3 separate regions of the Homo sapiens genome follow, and regions 2 and 3 are each linked to region 1. The links are chromatin contacts, found by Hi-C in ENCODE. All regions are on one chromosome and are shown on one strand. The core of a region is the stretch at or near the end of the contact, and the rest is flanking DNA. Distances in the headings are between cores, read along the strand shown.

What was found. Hi-C counts contacts between places; a loop is a spot of excess contacts on that map. Pooled maps may share reads with other maps.
Region 2: a loop to region 1 is called in a pooled map, with 6 times the contacts of the local background. The contact joins the enhancer-like site here to the promoter of NMBR in region 1. A Hi-C loop is called at or near these places in 3 of 50 pooled maps.
Region 3: a pooled map shows a loop between it and region 1 (4-fold over the local background). The contact joins the enhancer-like site here to the promoter of NMBR in region 1. A Hi-C loop is called at or near these places in 2 of 50 pooled maps.

Annotation. Positions count from the first base shown.
Region 1 is chr6:142,144,938-142,148,808 of GRCh38, reverse strand. NMBR (neuromedin B receptor) reads left to right here and starts at 1,687. Exons shown (of 4, transcript NM_002511.4): 1 at 1,687-1,765. It overlaps VTA1 (vesicle trafficking 1), which reads right to left and starts at 1,546. Exons shown (of 8, transcript NM_016485.5): 1 at 1,410-1,546. The coding sequence starts at 1,521. RefSeq lists enhancers at 845-1,365, 1,620-1,759, 1,523-1,817.
Region 2 is chr6:138,591,658-138,595,528 of GRCh38, reverse strand. It overlaps a transcript of NHSL1 not described here. Among named protein-coding and RNA genes, the nearest start is that of NHSL1, 94 kb to the right of the region's middle. RefSeq lists enhancers at 1,925-1,994, 2,023-2,317, 3,303-3,803, 3,804-3,871. Within about 2 kb of position 2,173, at least 22 of the 41 ENCODE cell types and tissues checked have a DNase peak (open chromatin) inside an H3K27ac peak, as active enhancers do.
Region 3 is chr6:138,817,213-138,821,083 of GRCh38, reverse strand. The region is part of intron 4 of ECT2L (epithelial cell transforming 2 like); the gene reads right to left. Among named protein-coding and RNA genes, the nearest start is that of ECT2L, 23 kb to the right of the region's middle. Within about 2 kb of position 2,188, at least 11 of the 41 ENCODE cell types and tissues checked have a DNase peak (open chromatin) inside an H3K27ac peak, as active enhancers do.

The DNA.
Region 1 (3,871 bases), core at 438-2,937:
GCCTTTCACTCTTTTATTTCCCCAAATGTCAATTCAGTGAAGTGTTCCTGACCACTATGAAACTGAAATCCCATCTGCACTCCCTGCCACCACTACTCCTGATACTCTTATTCCTTTTCCTTGCTCTATTTGTCTTCATAAGCTTTTAATACTCTATGTATGATAGACTCTATATTGTTGAAACTCTCTACCTCCATTGTATGTAAGCTCCAAAAATGCAGCAAATGTAGTCACAGCGCCTACTAATGCTTGATACAAAGGTAGCTCAATGAACACATACTGAATGAATATGGACCCTGCTTGAGGAAACTGAAGAACAAGTATAATAAAAATGATGCTGTAAAATTTGAACAAAATGAAGTAATGCACAGAGAATAATCAATTTGCTGCCCACAGAAGTGGTGACATTTGGGTTAGATCTTGAATCATGAGTTTGCCAAGTGCAAGAAAAAGGTGCACATTCCAAGAGAGTGGAAGATGGTAGGTCTGAAAAGGCCTTGCACATTTGAGAAACAGGGTACATTTGGAGTATGGCAGAGATAACAGTGACCAGATTTTAGCTAACCTTACAATATACACAACAATGGACGCATTATATCCAACTTCTCAACTCTAAATATCCTTTTCAGAATTATAATTGTCCAGTTACTTGTTTTATTTGCAGTAAAGTTAAGAGTACAGAATACAAAATAAAGTTAACACAGAATTACTGGCACTCCCTTTACTCACTACAAGTTTGAGCAGAGTTAACCTATATTTTTTTTAATCAAACTGTAAATTCAACGTATAACACTCAAAGTGAAAATACTGCTTTCAAAGGTCTCAACAGCGGGTATTATTCAAAGAAGTCAAAACTAAAAATTCTGCATGGTAGGAGAGAGCAGCTGGGTGGGGAAAGGTCAAATTCAACTGCTTATTTAGTAGCAGATACTCCCCATTTAACCAAATGAGTTTCTGATTGGGCTTGCATGCTGTCATAAATAATATTCACTTATTACTATGTTTTCAACTAGTCTATCGTCCTTTTATCCACATCACTCCTTCTTTCGGACACTCACCTTCGTTTTAAACCTAACTCAATTTATTTTCAGGATTCCTATTTGAGACAAGAAGCTCTTGTGTGTACACACACAGAGAAAACCTTGGAAGATTATATTCCACAGTTCAAGAGCCTGTGTAGTCAGTACTGGAGCATTTAAGCACAAGATAGGAGAAGCAGTGGACACCATGGTGTTTTGGGATTCCTACTGCCAGGGGGTGGGAACCCAGGGAGTTCCCTGGGTAGGCTCGAGGTCAAAGCTCAGGTTTAAAGCGAGGGGGGCGGGGCATGCCCCAAGAACCTCAGGGAGGTGTGTGGGCCCTAAAATGCAACTGGGAAAGAAAGGGCGCGGCCACTCGGAAAGACTCACAGTAATAAGCCACCACAGGGTCTCGCTTGTCATGCTCCTGAGCCGTCCTCAGATGATGCTGTATGCTCTTGAACTGTGCGGGGAGCGGGGGCAGCGGTGCAAGCGCGGCCATCTCTACTCCGAACTCACCACTTCCTACTCGCGCTCCACCGGCACTTCCGCTTCCGTCTGGGCGGTAGCGCGCACGAGCGTTCAGAGCAAATGCTGCCCACTCTTCCGTTGCTCAGCGACGTCAAGTCAACTACGGATCCCCAGCTGGGACAACCTCAGGGTGCTTGGCTCTCGGCGGTTAGAACCCACAGAAGACCCGAGCATTTTGGCGCTTATGCCGCGCATGGCGCTAGCGCTCTCTGCTGGTAGGAGGAAGGGTTTTTGTTTTGTTTTGCTTTTTTGTTTGGTTTGTTGTTTGTGGCAAAAGGAAGGATAGAAAAGGAAAAACAAGAAAATAATGTATGTTGACTGGGAGAAAGTATAAAGGCGAGAATTGCCTTTGGCGTCATTCAGGAATTACCACTTCCAGTTAATATGCCACATTAATATTCCATATAGCAGTGTCCTTTAGAAGCCTTTTTGATTTTAGAAACTTTAATTTCAATACTTGCATGAGAGAGAAATAATGTGTTTAAATTGTAAATTAAATTTTTCTATGTTGACATACTGGATAAAATAATCAGATTTCGCGCCAAATTAAGCTAAACATATGAAGCTTAAAGAAGATTGAACTTTTGTTCTCAGCTGGCTAGTACGTATTTTAGTGAATGAATAATCTGTAGATCACCTTTTTTTTTTCTGGAGAGTGATTAACAATTTGTAAAGTATTTTCATATTTATTATCTTGTCTTAATGTAAGATAGGGTGTTTGGGACGTTTTCAACGCTGGTAACTCTTAACCATTGTACAGTAGGCATCACTTTTCCTTCTACCCTCAATGACTTCAATTCTCTTCCTCTCCTCTCCATCCCTTACTTATATCTTTCAGGACTGTACACTTTATTTACTTCCTCCAATAACCTTCTTTATTTTATCTCAGTCCTCAGTTTTGACAATTCATCTTAAAACTAGTTTTCACTGAAATCACACTATCCCCAAGAGCCAAAATCTCCAGCTCGGAAATTCCCCTCTGCCTACTATTTTCTGATCACTCTCTCACCCCCAGAAGAAACCGCTCCATGTCCTCATATTATCCCACTCCACATACGTTGCCTAGACCTATTTGCAAAGTCCATCATCTTATTCTGGGTCGGGCTTTTTTACTCAGCCTGAAACTCAGTTCTGTCTTCTTCCCCAATCTCAGCGGCATATTTCCTACCACTGGAGAATGTATGGTTTCTTTCTCTTTCTCTTACTCCCACTATTTGGACTTTCCAGTCAAAAGTTGCTAGATTGGTAGAGAAATCAATGAAGAAAAGCAGAGTTGGATAACCATAACTGTTTTCTTTCTATACTCACAACTTTTCATTTATTTGTTTCCTATTACTTCTTGATTCTCAACCGCAGCTGCCCTTAAAGATCAACTTTAAAGCCCACTCCAGGCATTCTCACTTAATTGTTCTAGGTGGGATCCTAAATGTCAGTATCTTTAAAAGGTCCTCATGTAATTTTAATGTTACGTCTAGGGTTAAGGACCAGTGCTGTAGTCCACAGATGGTGTTTCAAACTTCTCTCGCTCTATTCAAGCTAGGCACTCAGCCCCAATTTCCTTGGTCTACAACAGCATTTCCTGCTATTGAGATTAAGGCCACCACCAGATATGAATTATTTTGCCTTGCCTCTACCACAACTTAAAGTAATAATAACTAGCTAGCAGCATTTGCTGAGCATCAACTATGTATCATGCATGTTTCTAGGGTCTTTATATTAATTTATTTAATTTGCACCACAACCCTATGAGGAACATATCATTATTATTTTACAGATGAGAAAAATAAGACACATAGAATCTAGATAACTTGCACTAGGTCACAGCCAGGAAGGATGAGTATTCCACATTAAAATCTAGGTATTTTGGTTTCAGAGCCTGTGCACCTAGCCATTACTACTTGACTATGATGTCTTTCTAGATCTTATGTTTTATCTTTTCTCTATTCCATCATCTTATGTCTGAGAAACAAATGTTCCTCTTCCTGGTAGAAGGCTGCACCCTCCTGTTACTCTCCTGATCTCCCCCTTCAGAAGTGAATTTTGCCACTCTTTCTCATTTGCATACATTCATGTGTACTCTTATTTGCATACCCTCATGAGCAGGACTGAGGGAAAAATAAGAAAGTGAAATGGTTGGAGTTGGATTTTACTCTCTGATCTGCCAACACATGCTCTTTTCTTTTCTTTCTTTTCTCCTTCCTTCCTTCTTTTTTTCTTTCTTTTTTTTTTTTTTTTTTTAGACAGGTTCTCACTCTGTCACCTAAGCTGGAGTGCAGCACACTATCAGAGCTCGCTGCAGTCTTGGACTCCTGGGCTCAAGG
Region 2 (3,871 bases), core at 924-3,423, 3.6 Mb after region 1:
CACAGCTTACTGCAGCCTAGAACTCCCGGGGCACAAGTGATCCTCCCACCTTGGCCTCCTGAGTAGCTGGGACTACTGGTGCTTGCCACCACAGCCAACTAATTTTTAAATATTTTTTGCAGAGACAAGATCTCGTTATGTTGCCCAGGCTGGTCTCACACTCCTGACCTCAAGTGACCCTCCTGCCTTGGCCTCCCAAAGTGCTAGGATTACGGGCATGAGCCACTGTACCCAGCCTATATCTTTACTTTTAACTCTCTTCCTCTTCTTAGTGGCTGGTCCTTTTCCTGACATATACTGCCTAGAGACTGTATGCATAAAATAGCTTAAGTAAATATTATTTAGAAAGAAAATGGTTTTCAAAAAATCACTTTTTATCTTCTGTAGGTGATTGACGTACTTAGAAGGCCTGCAGAGGCCTACACCCTGTGATGTATATTGTACAGTAGGCTTGGCTTCAGCATAGTGGGAATCTCTGGTTTTGAATTTCTAAAGTGACTTGCAAAGGTCCAAGACATATAGTGAAATGTTGAGTTGCAAATTAGGGTCATGTGCTGGATGGGGCTTGTGCTGGGGAACAGGGTCTGGGCTCACGTGTGAACCAGCAGCCAGCTAACCACAGCAGGCGGCCCCTGAACGATTTTGTGGTGCACTCCTTGTTTTAAGCACTTTGCTCCTTTCAAAGTACATTTTTCTTTCTTTGTGAAAATCATCTAGAAAAGAAAAAGTCCACTTTTGAGTGAGTGATACAGAGAAATCTGTAAACTTGGGGTCTCATTAAAATCTTGCTATGTAGCCCTTTCCTTGTCAGTGTCAACGTGCTCAATTTAAAGTACACACCCTCTCAATTATTTGTCTGTTGTCTAGCTCTTCCTAGGAAGCAGAAGAGTGGTTTTCAGCTCTCGGTGCTGCTTATTGGGGATCGTATTGTATTTTGTAGATTTGGCAATGGGCCCATACATCTGTGGAGTGAAAAGCTCCCTAGGTGATTCTGATGTACAGCCATGGTCAAAAAACATTGAAATAGACAAGTGCATGAAGATCAAAGAGTTGAGGGAAAACACTCAACGATGTCACGTCAGTCCCCAAGAACAGGTACAGGGGCTGTTTTTGCTTAGAGCCGGGGAGGAGTTGCAGAAGCCCCGCGAAATTGGCAGTCCTATTGGCAGTAAATTAAGCTCTCAAGGATTGAGTTCTACGTAGCTTCATTCTCCCAAATGACTGAATAGATACTCCCACCTTGTCCTGAAATAGTTGTGAATGAGAGTCTAACTGTTCTTTGCTACTGAATACCAAAAATACTAGTACTTTAGCCAAACCCTTTCTCTGTTGCTTAGAAGCTGCTGAATCAGTGTAGTGCATTTCTCCTATTTTATCCACATCCCCCAACCACATAATTAATGTGATCAAAATAAACTGACCCCCACCACATCCCTGGAAATTTACAGCAACATTAGCATGTCAAAGGCTGGGAAAGTCCTGTAGTGAACAAGACAAAAAACCTTTTAAAAACTTTGTTTGCCCTAAGCTTATTTGCATAGGAAGATACTTTTTGCTCCTATACCTACAACTGAACAGTTTTTCCTTAACACCAGTTTGGGAAAAACTGCCCAAGTCACTTTTTGATTCAGCAGTTTTCTTAGAGTTAATTTCTGACAGCTGAACCTCTCTTTAAAATCCTCTTTGAAGTTGGACTGAATTAACAAATGGAAGGCTTGGCAAAGCAGTTTACTAATTCATAACTCTATCCCTCAGCTTTCTTTGTGTTGCTAAATACTATAATCTTTGACCCGAAAGGAAGAATACTGCTAACAAGTAAATATTTAAAAGGTCCCATGAAATATAATGTGCATGAGTTTGTGCCTGGGGAGACCGTCTACTGGAAGAAAGAAATGACTCACTTTTCATCTCCTAATGAAAGTGAGTTTGTTGTTTTACAGTAGGTTGAAAGGAAGTATTTTGAGTGCTAAGGGCTAGATTTCCTTTTATTTTTAAGTTTAGTTAGCCGTTGGCCTCACTGATTTGAGAATTGCATGTTAAGTCATAATTCCTAAGTGCGTCAGCACTCTCTCTCTGTATGAGTGAATTAGCATGATTGTGAATGAATGAACTCTGTGCTACCAAAGCCCAGCATTTGGAACAGTGAGAGGAAACGGAAACGTGACTCACTGATGTACTTGAAGACTATGAACGGGGAATCACGAACTTCAGAGCCAGACCTGAAGCATGGGAGAGTGGGCAGAGCCTGGACTGGGGCAAGGACAACGGGATTCTAGTCCTAGCAGTGCTCCTGACTGCCTCCGTGTCAGTGCTGGAATCACAGAACCCGTCTACCTCCTGTGATTAATAGGACATGTGAATTATTTGTCACTCGGATCCTTTACAGTTTCAGGATTCAATAAGTCTTTGAATTCTACTGATTCTCTGGTTTGTGTGGAAGTGGGTGTGTATGTTTTAATGGCTTTCAGATGGGATTCATCCAGGCTCCATTAAATCAACTTTATTTTTAATTTTGAAGTGAACTGCCATGACAGAGTTTGGCTAGGAAAGTCCATAACAGAAAATGAGGAAGCAAGTAAACTGATTTATAAGGCTGTGGGCAACTGACTTCCTGTGGCTGTGGCATTTGGTATATAGAATGATATATATGTGATGCTTTTGGAGAAAGGTTAATTATTGTCTACAGGCAAAATTTTTGCTCCATCACAATTGCTTTTAAAAAGCTGAAATAGCAGCTCCTAGCCACCCTGTTTCATATGTCTTACGATATTTAGAAAATATTTAGACCAGCCCACTAAAATATATCCACACACCTTTTTCCTTAAGGGCAATTACCTGCATACTTGTCAGTTTTCACTCTTTAGTTCTGGATATGTAGGGGTTTTTTTTGTTGTTGTTTTTTGTTTTTTGTTGTTTTTTGTTTTTTTGTGCGACAGTCTCGCTCTGTCGCCCAAGCTGGAGTGCAGTGGAGCAATCTTGGCTCACTGCAGCCTCCACCTCCTGGGTTCAAGTGATTCTCATGCCTCAGCCTGAGACTGTAGTAGCTGGGATTACGGGCGCCTGCCACCACCCCAGCCAATTTTTGTATTTTTAGTAGAGACGGGGTTTCCCCATGCTGGCCAGGCTGGTCTCAAACTCCTGGCCTCAAGTGATCCACCCGCCTCAGCCTCCCAAAGTGCTGGGATTATAGGTGTGAGCTACCGTGCCTGGCCTATATAGTTTTTACACAGTCATTTTTGCATATGAAGAATCTTGTGTTCTATTTTCATTCAGTTGTTTTCTTTCATGCAGGCTAAATTGACCTTGAGATGTGGGTGTGGGACCTATTAGAAATTACCTGTGCAATCTTGAAAAGTGATAATATGGGTATTTAATATTGTGTTTTGGGGAGCAGGAAACTGTAGTTTTCTTGAGGGTGATAATTAAATTCTCTTTAGTTTGATTATAGCTATGAGAATGCATTTATTGTCATGGAATAATTGAGCAAAAAACCCAAAAAACATTTTCAAATGGGAACTTTCAAAGTTACAGTCGTCTCCCTTTATCCATGAGGGATAGGTTCCAAAACCCTCGGTGGATGCCTGAAACCATGGATCCTATGGAACCCTAGATACATTATGTTTTTCCAATCTGATAACCGAGTAGTCTGTTCAGTAACTCAGGAGAGTGTGTGTCCACAGCATGGATCCGCTGCACAGAAGGATGATCCACGTGCACGTGCAGGGCTGGACAGAGCAGGACGGTGGGAGATTTCATCACGCGACTTAGAACCGCGCTCAATTGAAAACTTATGAATTAGCTGGGCAGGGTGGCTCACACCTGTAATCCCAGCATGTTGGGAGGCTGAGGCAGGCAGATCACTTGAGCCCAG
Region 3 (3,871 bases), core at 939-3,438, 3.3 Mb after region 1:
AAATGGAAGAAGCCTTGGGGCTTTCAGGTCACCCACGCCTGTGTCTGACCCTTGGCTGTACACCAGATCACCTGGGGAACTTTGTAAAAACAGCTTCCTCCACCCCATTCCATTGCGTTGAGCCAAAATCTCTAGGGGTGAGGCTCATTATCTGTTTCACAAACTCCAAGTGATTCTGAGGGACCATCCCTTAACAACTGTGAACTTTCCTTTGGTAGAAGGAAGCAGCATAGCAGATCCTAATGCTAATGCCGACATCAAATTCAAAGCACTGAATGTGTGTATCATGGTCTTAGAAGTATGTATAACTCATTTCTGAATCACTTTATTGAAGACCCAAATTAATTAAATACTTAGACTATGCATGAGAGTCTGAAGGCCTTTCTCCTGTGTGTAAAAGGAATCTGTTTCACTGCTAATTGCTTTTTGTTTTTTCCTTCCTGTTTCTCAGATAAAATTTGGAGAGTTGAGATGACCAGAGAAGTGACTACTAGATAAATGGACTGTTATGGACCATTTTCAACCTATTTTTCTTCCTTTCACTGTAAACAATTAACGGCAGCTTCAGATTTAGCAAATTCAAGGAATCAATGATGTTATCAAGGGCCAAGGATTTTTTATATTTTCACTTTGCCATCCTCAACCATTTACTTTGGTCCTCGGGCTTGTCCCAAAATAGTTCTCAAATGACTAACTGCAGTGAGCATTGGTCTTCACACAACAGTCACCACAGCTAGCAGGATGGAAGAAAAGACGTTCATCCTCAAATCTTGTTTAAGTTTCTTTCAGCAAGAAGAAGACTCTCCACCCTTATGTCTCCCTGGGCAGAATTAATATCTACACGCCCTTTCCTAAAGCAGACACCATCCAGGGGAGGCAGTGATCATGATGAATTTAGTCCAACCCTGACCCACCCTTGGTAGGGTGGGGGTTACTTACCAGCCACTCCTGAAGCATAGAATGCCTTGTAGGGGGTGGAAATCAGGGTTTCTGTCAGGAAGAAGGAGAGGAATGTGGAATGGCTTGGCTGGGCCAGTAATCAACAGTGTCTAACCCGGTAAGCAGGAATTGAAGAAAGACAAGGGGAAAGATTTCTCCAGCCACCTTGAATTAAGTAATGAAAACTTGAATTATGCAAAGTATTAGTAATCTCCTATATTCTAACACTTGGTTTTTTGTTTTTTGTTTTTTTTTTGGTACATGAAGTCTTGCTCTGTAGCCCAGGCTGGAGTGCAATGGTGCGATCTCAGTTCACTGCAACCTCCACCTCCCAGGTTCAAGCGATTCTCCTGCCTCAGCCTCCCGAATAGCTGGGATTAGAGGTGCCCGCCACCACGCCCGGCTAATTTTTTTTTAATTAAAACTTGGAATATTTTGAAAAACTCCTTCCTCCTAGAGAGCTACCAAATGAAAATTTTTTTCTGATTATCTTTTTGTCATTTTTGGAATTAGGAGTGCTTTAGATATCTGAATTCATTCAACAAGCATTTATTGAGTGGCTGCTATGTGCCTGGTATGGCTCTAAGTGCTAGAGATGAAAAGAGTCACCAAAGTCTTTGCTATCATGGAGCCATCATTCTAATGGGGTAGGCAGACAGCAAATAAACAAGTCCTGCATGTCACATAGTGTCAGGTGGTGTCAAGCGGTAGACAGAGAAGCTCAACATGAGAAAGGAGGGGAGAGCAGCTCCACACACTCACAAAATGGGAGTGAGAACTTCAAGCCAGTGGATGTTGCCTAATATAGGCCAATAACCTTCCCTCCATCCACACAAAAAAAAAGAGCTTTGGCTTTCTGCTTTCTCCCTTCCTTTTAAAACGCAATGATTTCCTTTTTTTTTTTTTTTTTTTAAGCATCATCCACCTCTAAAAACCATCCCAATTGCAAATGCTAATATTTCATACAGTTATCCTTAACCAGCCCATGCAGGTAGAAGGGCAGGAACATGTGCAGAATACTGGGCAAAGGGGAAGGAAGTGAAGATGACTCAAATTTCCAGACTTGCCTTGGATATTTAGAAAACAGTCGTTTTAGATACAAGTGTACACTTTCACTTTGAATACTCCCCTCTCCTCTCTGACAAAGATTCTCTGCTTGACCAAACTTTAGTCAAGCTTCTGAAACTTCCCCTTGGCCCACCTGTGCACTTCCTTATAAAATTCTGCTTTAGTAAAGAGCCCTGTTAAGTCAGTTTAGGAAGAACCCCCCACCCCCGGATATCTTGTCAGGTTCCTCATCCTCCACCCTCCCCCAGGTGTTGTCTGAGCACCCTGGCCTGTCATCAGCGAGAGTCCTGTTGGGTCAGTGTATTCAGATCCCCGCTTACCCCTGATGTTTCCTCGAGTAATTTTCCATCCATTGAGCCCCATCCTGCTCCTTGGCTATCCGCCCATGCTGCATTTGAAGTTGAGCCCAATCTCTCTCCCGTGACCCCATGCAGCAGTCCCTGTAGCTATCTCCAAGGTTCTCAGTAACGTCCGCCTTACTGTCTTCAGCAAGTTTCATTCGATGTTTTCTTCTTTAACCTCTTTACCATCTCCACACAGAAATACTCTCCTTTTAAATGGACATTCAGTAACTGAGAGTGACATGGCTGCTCTATATTTAAAATTAACCTAGGAGTATGTTGTCTCTGAAAAACTGCACACCAGATTGCCTCACAGATCACAGCTGAGACAGACGTCCTCAAGTGAGCCCTCACAGGCTGCGTGGGAAGAATGGAAGAGGGGGTAATGAAGTGGGAGAGGGGGCTGTTCTCTCTTAATACACCTTGGTGGATATTTTTCTGCCCTCCAACCCCATTTCAAGTCTGCTCTGATGGAGACAAGTGACGAGAGTGAATCCTTCATGGGCTGTTTATGATCTCACACGCACACGCACATACACACCTGGGTCAATGCATTCCCCCTCTAGGGAATGCAGTTGCATGAATGCTGCCCCACCCATCCAGGAAAGCTGCAAGTTTGAGCAGCTCTGGCTCTGGAACCAAAGGCCTTTGTTTGAGGAATTACCAGGCACTAAGCAGAGGCAATTCAAAACCGGTTCCACCAGTGTGGCAAGGGGACTGATTCAAACTCCTCACGGGTTTCTCTGAGTGTAACAGACACAAGCAGCCCAGTTTCCTTTAAGGAGTCACAGGAAAGGTCAACCTAGTCAAGTGGTAGGGGAAAGACATCACTGGAAACCATTAGTCATGTGGACGACACGGGGCCATAACATACCAAGAAAAGCCACAATTGAGGTATAAAGTTGCTAGGCATGAAAGACCAGCAGAGAAGTCTTCCCAGGAGAAGGGACATTTTAGTTTGCCAGAGGGATGGTTTAAGAAGCTAAACCTTTAAAAAATGTCTTAAATATCATAAAATTCCACTTAGGAAATCATCTTAAAACTTACTAGGGAATACTTATTAGGCCAGGAAAGAAAACTCTAAGATATTTGAATATATCTCATAGAGATTATGAATAATTTTTTAAAAGAAAATTGTGTTGACAGTTTCCACCAATATTGCAATACCCTGTTTATAACTGACTGAATTAAAACAAAATTATTTGGAAATTATAAAACCATCTAAAACAATGGCCTCTCTACCTTGAAAGAAAGGTATTGCACAAATATAGCCTAGCTTACATATAAACATTTCAAGTATTCAAATAATACTAATTTCTTTCATTTATTAATTTATTTACAGTTATTGGGTAAGCAAGACTACAGGAATAAATGATCCAAAAGAAATGCTTAATAATTAAAAATTGATTGCACTACCATTGGACCCAGCAATTCCACTCCTATATGTATAGCTAAGAGAAATAAAACATCTCTATGCAAAACTTGGACACAGATGTTCATAGCAGCACTATTTATAATAATTA